Linked DNA regions of Homo sapiens: region 2 is linked to region 1. Evidence: read pairs that join two places in POLR2A ChIA-PET (ENCODE). Cell type or tissue: PC-9. All regions are shown on one strand.

Region 1 (4,000 bases):
CCTACCTACCTCCACCACTTCCCACCAGGATGATTGATTTGATTATTGGCAGAAGCAGGCCTTATTCCAATTAGAAGATCAGCTCCTTGAGGGCAGTGACAAGGGGGCTCCCTGCTGCCCCTTTCCCTATATCGATGCTAATCCTGGGGCTGAGCCATGCACAGGGCTGGTCCAGCGTTCAGATTTGGCAACTGACTGTTTCCTGGCTGGTGGCAGTCTCTTGGGCCTAGCACCTGTTGAGCTGGTGGATACAGCACTAGCATTTCACACAGGAGTCCTCTGCCACACTCTGTGGCAAAGATCTAGCTTTAGAAATGGTTGCCCATCACCTACAGGGACAAGTCCACACTTCTAAGACTGGCATTCAAAGCACCCACAAGACTGCCCAGTTAACGCAGGTGGCATTCCCAGAACACACCTCCTTAACCCACCAAATGTGTTACATGTGCACTTCTCTCTCACAAGAATGCTCATCCTTATTTCCTTTACTTATTTCACAAACATTTATATGGTGCTTTCAATGTGCCTGACTCTATCCTCAGCTCTTTGCACATTTTAACTCATAAAGTCCTTACAGAAACCCTGTAGGTACTATTATCCCATTTTACAGATAAGGAAATGAAGACATGAAGAGGTTAAATTATTTGCCCTATCTCCTATACTTGGTAAAGTCCAACATACCAGTTTAGTACAGTATCTCCTATGAATAGCATAAGGTGTTCCCTTTCTGGGTGACTCCACAGCTCAGTTACATCAGCAATCATTCTATATCGAGTTTAATTATCCATGTCTTCCTGCCCAATAAGGGTTTGAATTCTCTCAGCCAGGGGCTGTATTTTATTATTAATGGCATATCCATTGCTCAGGAAGGGATTTGGCGCAGCATTAGCACTTGAGAGGATATTCATTAAAAGATTGAATGCACTGGGCGCAGTGCTTCACGCCTGTAATCCCAGCACTTTGGGAGGCCAAGGTGGGCGGATCACTTGAGGTCAGGAGTTTGAGACCAGCCTGGCCAACATGGTGAAACCCCATCTCTATTAAAAATACAAAAATTAGCCAGGCGTGGTGGTGTGCGCCTGTAGTCCCAGCTACTCGGGAGTCTGAGGCAGGAGAATCACTTGAAACCGGGAGGCGGAGGTTGCAGTGAGCTGAGATCATGCCACTGCACTCCAGCCTGGGTGACAGAGCGAGACTCTGTCTGAAAAAAAAAAAAAAAATTGAAGAGTAAGTGAGTAGGTGGGTGGGTGAGTGGAAAGCCCAGGAGCAACCTTGACCAAACCAAATGGTGGCTGAGAGATTTGAGGTTTTCTTTCCCCCATGTTACTGAGGAAAAGAGCATAAAAATGACTCAATGACCAAGCATGAAATGCAACCACAGGTGGTGAGAGGGGAAGAGAGAGAAGACCTTCCCCCAGTCCCACCATTGGTGTGGCTGGACCAACCCTGGCACCCTGACCACAAAGCCATTGGGCCGATGAGGCATCTAGTTAGCCATGAAAGCCAGCAGCTCTTGGAGTCTGCTGTGGAGAACTGAGCTCATTGGCTTCTCTGTTTCCCCTTCAAAGGCTGCAAGCCTGCCTCTGCAATTCAGAGGTTCATATGGAAAAAAGAGAAGGGCTTAGATATCTCCCCAGGGAGTTGGGGTTTGTTGCTTTTGGTCTCAAACATTATGTTTCAGTGAACTTACTCTGTCCTTCCGTTGCTGGCCACATGCACTTGGCAGAAAAGTAAAGGGGAGTTTGGACACAACTCTGGTCTCAAGTCCTGACTCTGCCATTCAGTAGCTGTGTAACCTTTGGCAAGTAACTGATGCTCAGTTTCTTCACCTAGAAAATGGAAGATTTTTTTTTCTGCCCTGTAAACCTCAAGATAATGGATTTGAGAGCACTTCGTAAGTGGAAAATGACCAGACACAGGTGGAACCACAGTGGGAGTGCTACTTCTAGCAGCGTACGGCAGCTTTCCATCAGAAGGCCCCCCAGTCTCAGCCTTTTGCCTGTCTCTACCTTGCTATGGATGACTAAGGCCCAATCATTCACCTTTTCTGGGCTTTAGTAAAATGGGAAGGATAATTCCTAGCCCTTTGCGGCCAAGTCTTAGAAGGGTTGCTGGATGGCAGAAACAGTGTATATGTGTGCACATTTTACCAGCTCTAGAGAAGGGGCCCCTAAGAACTGCAACTCTCAAAACAGCCTTAGATGTGAACATCAGCTTCAACACTTACTAGATGACATGTCATAGAACTCCTCTGAGCCTCAGTTTCCTCACTTGTTAAATGGAGACAGTAACACCTACCTCCCTGAACTATTAGGTGGAAAGAAGTGTTTGTCAACAGAAAAGTCACCACTTACCCCTTCACCCTGCCTCGCTGCTTTCTTCTTGCCCTTGTATCACGTAGGCCACTCAGGTCTGATGCTCACTAATTCCTTCTGCCTTTATCTGGGAAGTAGTCACAGTGCCCACCTACAGCGGCCCCCACCCCCACTTCCTGGCCTTAGTACACACACCTTCCCCTCAGTCAGAGCTTGCATAAGCCCCTTTTCCTCTTCCTGTCACCTGGCAGGGCACAGCACCAACACACAGTAACACATGCCTTGCAGTCTGGCTCAGGATTCCAGGGCTCTGTCCATTCATGCAAACTGGCCTTGCCAGAAAGAAAAGCTGCTTTGGTGTCAGAGGAGCGTTTTGCAGTTTGGAGGTCAGTACTCTGCCTCCTGTGTCCTCATCCTTGCCCTCTTGTGACTAGCCAGGGGCCCTGTTTGTTTCCATCACTTGGTGTGTCCCCCTCGGATTCTAGGCCAGTGCCTGAGAGAGCACCGAGTGGTCAGGGCTTCCACACAAGCCCAGCCTGGAGCTGGTGGGTCCTCAGAGAGCATCTGATCCATGCCTGCCCCACGTGGGACAGATGGAGATCCTGAAGCCCATCCAAACAGAGGCAAGGAACTCAGGGCCTTGCACTTGAGCTTTGTCTTCCAGCATTTGCCCCTCCCCTGCTCGGCCCTGCAGATTGTCTTCCAAGGCTTGCACGGAGCCTGAGTAGCTCACGAGATCAGGTCAGAAGGGATTCCAGGGAAGTCCTGAGTTCTCGAAGAAGTTCTCTGGAAAAATTTATCCTATAATTTCTCCTCAGGGCGGTGTCCCCAGGTAACCCATGCCAAAGTCCTAGAGACAAAAGTTGGCGACGCACAGTTTCTTAGATAAACAGTGTTGGCAGTGGCATGCCTTGAACAGATAGGGGTGCACATACATGGAAGCTGTGAAAAGGGCGGAGCGTCAAGTCTACCCCTCTTACCTCCCCCACCCCAACAACAATGGGTTGGAAGTCAAGCTGCCATCCCAGAACCCTGGAGGAGAAGGGGAGTTGTGGTAATGCCAGCTCAGGCCAGGAGCCCAATCGGAAGGCCTAGATGGTGGGATTTGGCCCCAGTCAGCTGCATCCCACAGAACAGACACCTAAGAGAGAGGAGGCTACATCCCTTGTCACAACAGAACCCCAAACCCTGTGCAATGAGAGGCCCCATGTGGATAGGGCTTTGTCTCATCTTGACGTCTGCATGGCCCCAGCAGCATATGAATAGTCAGTGGGGCTGCTCACATCGGGGATCCCCCTTCCCTCCTGCTCACTCTCCTTTCCTAGCTCTTCTTTGCCCAAGCTTGGGATGTTCTGTGTTCTAGTTTAACCAAGGGGGCTGTTCTCTTTGACCAAGTGATTGTCCCTTCATGCCTGGTACCCCACTCTGCCTTTGACTTGTTGTTTAACCTTGGGCATGTTATTTGCTCTCTCAGAGTTACAATGTCTTTATCTGAGCATAAAAAGTTTAGATGGACTAGATCAGTGGGTGGGGAAGAGCCTCAAAGCCTATCATAGGGAGGCTGGGGGAGGGGAGAACAGGGAACACTGAGCCAGGAGTCTCCAAGTCCCACCCCTACCCCACCTTGCTTCAATCAGAGCCATGCTGTTTTTATTTGTTTTGTTTTATATATTGGGGTGTCACAT
Region 2 (4,000 bases), 92 kb after region 1:
ATTGGAGCTTCATTGTACATTATTTGCTTCTTTTCTCTTGCTGCTTTTAGGATCCTTTCTTTATCCTTGATGTTTGGGAATTTGATAATTAAATGCCTTGAGGTAGTCTTCTTTGGGTTAAATCTGCTTGGTGTTCTATAACCTTTTTGTACTTAAATATTAATATCTCTTTCTAAGTTTGGGAAGTTCTCTGTTATTGTCCTGTTGAGTAAACTTTCTATTCCTATTACTTTCTCTACCTCCTTCTTAAGGCCTATAACTCTTAGATTTGCCCCTTTGATGCTATTTTCTAGATCTTGCAGGCATGCTTCATTGTCTTTTAGTCTTTTTTTCTTTTGTCTCCTCTGTGTGTTTTCAAATAGCCTGTCTTCAAGCTCACTAATTCTTTTTTATTATTATTGAATTTTTAGATACATTTGTAAGCAGAAAAACTTGCTAATTCTTCTGCTCGATCAATTCTGCTATTAAGAGATTCTGATGCATTCTTCAGCATATCAATTGCATTTTTCAACTCTAGAATTTCTCCTTGATTCTTATAATTATTTCAACCTCTTTGTTAAATTTATCTGATAGAATTCTGAATTCCTTCTCTGCGTTATCATGAATCTCTTTGAGTTTCCTCAAAACAGCTAATTTGAATTATCTGTCCGAAAGGTCACATATCTCTGTTTCTCCAAGATTGTTTCCTGGTTCCTTATTTAGTTTATTTGGTGAGGTCATGTTTTCCTGGATGGTGTTGATGCTTGTAGATATTCACTGGTGTCTGGGTATTAAAGAGCTAGGTATTTATTGTAGTCTTCACAGTCTGGGATTGTTTGTGCCTGGCCTCCTTGGAAAGGTTTTCCAGGTATTCAAAGGGACTTGGGCACCAAGCCCTAGAGCACTGTAGTTTTTGCAGACTCATAGAGGTACTGCCTTGGTGGTCTTGAATTTGATCTGGAAGAATTCTCTGGATTACTGGCCAGAGACTCTTGCTTTTTTCCTTTACTTTTTCCCAAACAAAGGGAGTTCTCTCTCTCTCTCTCTCTCTCTCTCTCTCTCTCCTGAGCCACCTGGAACTGGGGAGTGGTGATGCAAGCACTCCTGTGGCCACCACCACTGAGACTGCACTGGGTCAGGCCTGAAGCCACCACAGCACAGGGCCTTGCCCAAGTCCCTTCCCTTTCAGTTGATGACTTCCCCCCAGACCCCAGGTATGTCCAGAGATGCTGTCTGGGAGCCAGGGATCAGAGTCAAAAACCTTTGCAATTTTCCTGATGTTCTATTCTACTGCAAATAAGCTGGCACTCAAGCCACAATACAAAGTCCTTCCTGCTCTTTCTTCCCCTTTCCACCAGCAGAGGAGCCTCTTCCCATGGCCACCACCACTGCTCCATGGGGGGTTCTGCCAGGCCACCACTGATATTTGCTTAGACCCCAAGGGCTCTTCTATAAGCTTGTGGTGAATGCTGCCAAGCCTGGGATTCACCCTTTATGGCAGTGGACTCCTCTCTTGTCCAGGGCAAGTTCAGAAATGCTGTCTAAGGCCTAGTCCTGGACTCAGGGTCCCCAGGAGCCTGCTTGTTCCTTGACCCCACTGTGGCCGAGTTAGTACCTAGGGTGCAAGGTAAAGTCACCTTTATTTTTCCCTCTGCTTTTCTCAAACAGAACTAGTCTTTCACGGTAGCCACCACACTGGAAATGTGCTGAATCACCCCCAGAAGCCAGCACATCTCAGAGCTCAAGGCCCATGGAGTACTGCCTGGTTATCACTGCTGGTTATTCAGGGCCTGAGGGCTCTTTAGTCAGCAGGTGATTAATCCTGCCAGTACTGGATCCTTCTGTTTAAGGCAGTGGGTTTTCTTTTGGCCCACAGTGTGTCTAGAATTTTCGTTCAGGAGCTAGGACCTGGAATGGGTGCCTCATGACTTTGTCCAGTGCCCTATCCTACTGTGGCTGAGCTGGTATCCAAGATGCAAGACAAAGTCGTTTTTACTCTTCACTCTCCTCTCCTTAAGCAGAAGGAAGGAGTCACTTTCGTTGCTACAAGCTGCACTCCCTGTGGTTGGGGGAGGAGGGGCATAAGCACTCCTTTAGATACTTGGGTGTTGTCTCCCTAGGTCATGTGCCACCCTAGTTCACTGGCTCTAAGCCCAGCCTATCACTAGGAATTGTAGTCTTTGTGCCCTAGTCTGCCATTCAAGGTTTACCTAGGACGCCAGAGCACTTCAGTCTGCAGTTGCAAGGCTTCTGATAAACTCAAGTTTCCACCACTGGACTGGGTGATTCCCCTCTGATTAGGGCTGGTCCAAATGCTCCCTCCGTGCATGATTGCTGGCTGAGCCTGGCACGGTTTTATTCTCTGCTGTGACAGGGCAGGACTGAGTTCAATGTAAAGTCCCCTAGTCACTGTGTTCTTCCTCTCGCAAGTGCACAGATTCTCTCTACTGCCAGGGGATGAGGGAGGGGTGGTGTTGGTGACTTAAGAATGTTTCTCCTTCCCTCCTCAATGCCACTTTCCACAATATGTAGTTAAAACTAGATACTGTGAGTGCTCACCTGATTGTTGGTTCTTATGATGGTGCTTTTCTGTGTGCAGATAGTTGTCAAAAGTTGTTTCAGTGAGGGGAATAAATGATGTAGCCTTCTATTCCGCCATCTTGCTCCACCCTCTCTGGTGTTATCCTTTGTATTATGTTTCTTAAATATTTGATAGAACTCAAAATTATCTGGGCCTATAATTTTCTTTCAGGAGTAAGTGTTGATCTTGTTTTTATTTAACTTATTCTGAATTGAAGAGCCCTTTCAATTTAAATAGTCATGTGTTTCTTCACTTCTGAGAAATTTTCTTCTTTAAAAAGTTATTGGGCCGGGCATGGTGGCTCACGCCTGTAATCCCGGCACTTTGGAAGGCCGAGGTGGGTGGATCACGAGGTCAGCAGATCGAGATCGTCCTGGCTAACACGGTGAAACTCCTGTCTCTACTAAAAATACAAAAACATTAGCTGGGCACGGTGCCTGTAATCCCAGCTACTCAGGAGGCTGAGGCAGGAGAATGGCGTGAACCTGGGAGGCGGAGCTTGCAGTGAGCCGAGATCACGCCACTGCACTCCAGACTGGGTGACAGAGCAAGACTCCGTCTCAAAAAAAAAAAAAAAGTTATTGCATCACTTCCATTTTATCTGTCATCTTTTTAAGAACAACTACTAAACCAAAGTTGGACTGATTCTCCATGTCTCAACTTTTCTCTTGTTTTTTAGCTTTTTCTGGTTTTGCTTTATGTTCCTTGACTTCATATTATAAATTTATAATATAAGTAATAAATTTAAAGCATAAAATAAATTTTTATGTAATTATTTTTTAATTTCTAAAAAGTCTTTCTTATCCATGATTACTCTTTTGTTGCAGCATTCTGTTCTTGCTTTATCAATTTACTATATACCTGAATCTCTGAATGTATGAATTTGAATATCATAAAAGCTACACTCCTTGTTCTTGAGTTCTCATTCTCTTTTTCTCTCCCCATTTGTTTAGTTTTCTCATTTAAGACCTACCATTTTGTACTTTTTGTTTGCTATTCTTCCTAGTCAGTCAGAGACCCAGTCTGAGGACGCAGCCATTATTTCTTTTTTTGGAGACAGAGTCTCACTCTGTTGCCCAGGCTGGAGTACAGTGGTACCATCTCAGCTCACTGAAACCTCCAACTCCCAGGTTCAAGCAATTTTCCTGCCTCAGCCTCCTGAGTAGCTGGGACTACAGGCACCTGCCACCACACCTGGCTAACCTTTGTGTTTTTAGTAGAGATGGGTTTTCACCATGTTGGCTAGGCTGGTCTCGAACTCCTGACCTCAAGTTATCTGCCCACCTAGGCCTTGCAAAATGCTGGGATTACAGGTGTGAGCCATTGTGCCTGCCCCCATTATTTCAAATTATGCTAGTTGCCATGAAAGAAGGAAATAGAGTCTTATAGGTTCTCAGTCCTCTGGCTCAAAAGTAATAGATGCCACTTCCATTCATAAAT

The links. ChIA-PET counts read pairs that join two places held together with the same protein. Peaks named below come from ENCODE experiments on the same cell type or tissue, not always from the same donor. Only the 100,000 strongest peaks of a DNase experiment are listed, where the experiment ranks them.
Region 2: POLR2A ChIA-PET joins it to region 1 with 11 read pairs; 2 of 35 experiments call an interaction of 5 or more read pairs at or near these places.

The regions. Positions count from the first base shown.
Region 1 is chrX:68,679,221-68,683,220 of GRCh38, reverse strand. All of the region lies in intron 2 of STARD8 (StAR related lipid transfer domain containing 8), which reads right to left. Among named protein-coding and RNA genes, the nearest start is that of STARD8, 34 kb to the right of the region's middle. RefSeq lists an enhancer at 2,388-2,888 and a silencer at 3,131-3,307. In PC-9, no CTCF peak of the experiment used is centred here; no DNase peak of the experiment used is centred here.
Region 2 is chrX:68,586,916-68,590,915 of GRCh38, reverse strand. No RefSeq gene overlaps it. Among named protein-coding and RNA genes, the nearest start is that of STARD8, 59 kb to the left of the region's middle. In PC-9, no CTCF peak of the experiment used is centred here; a DNase peak (open chromatin) is centred at 1,735; H3K27ac peaks cover 1,250 bases.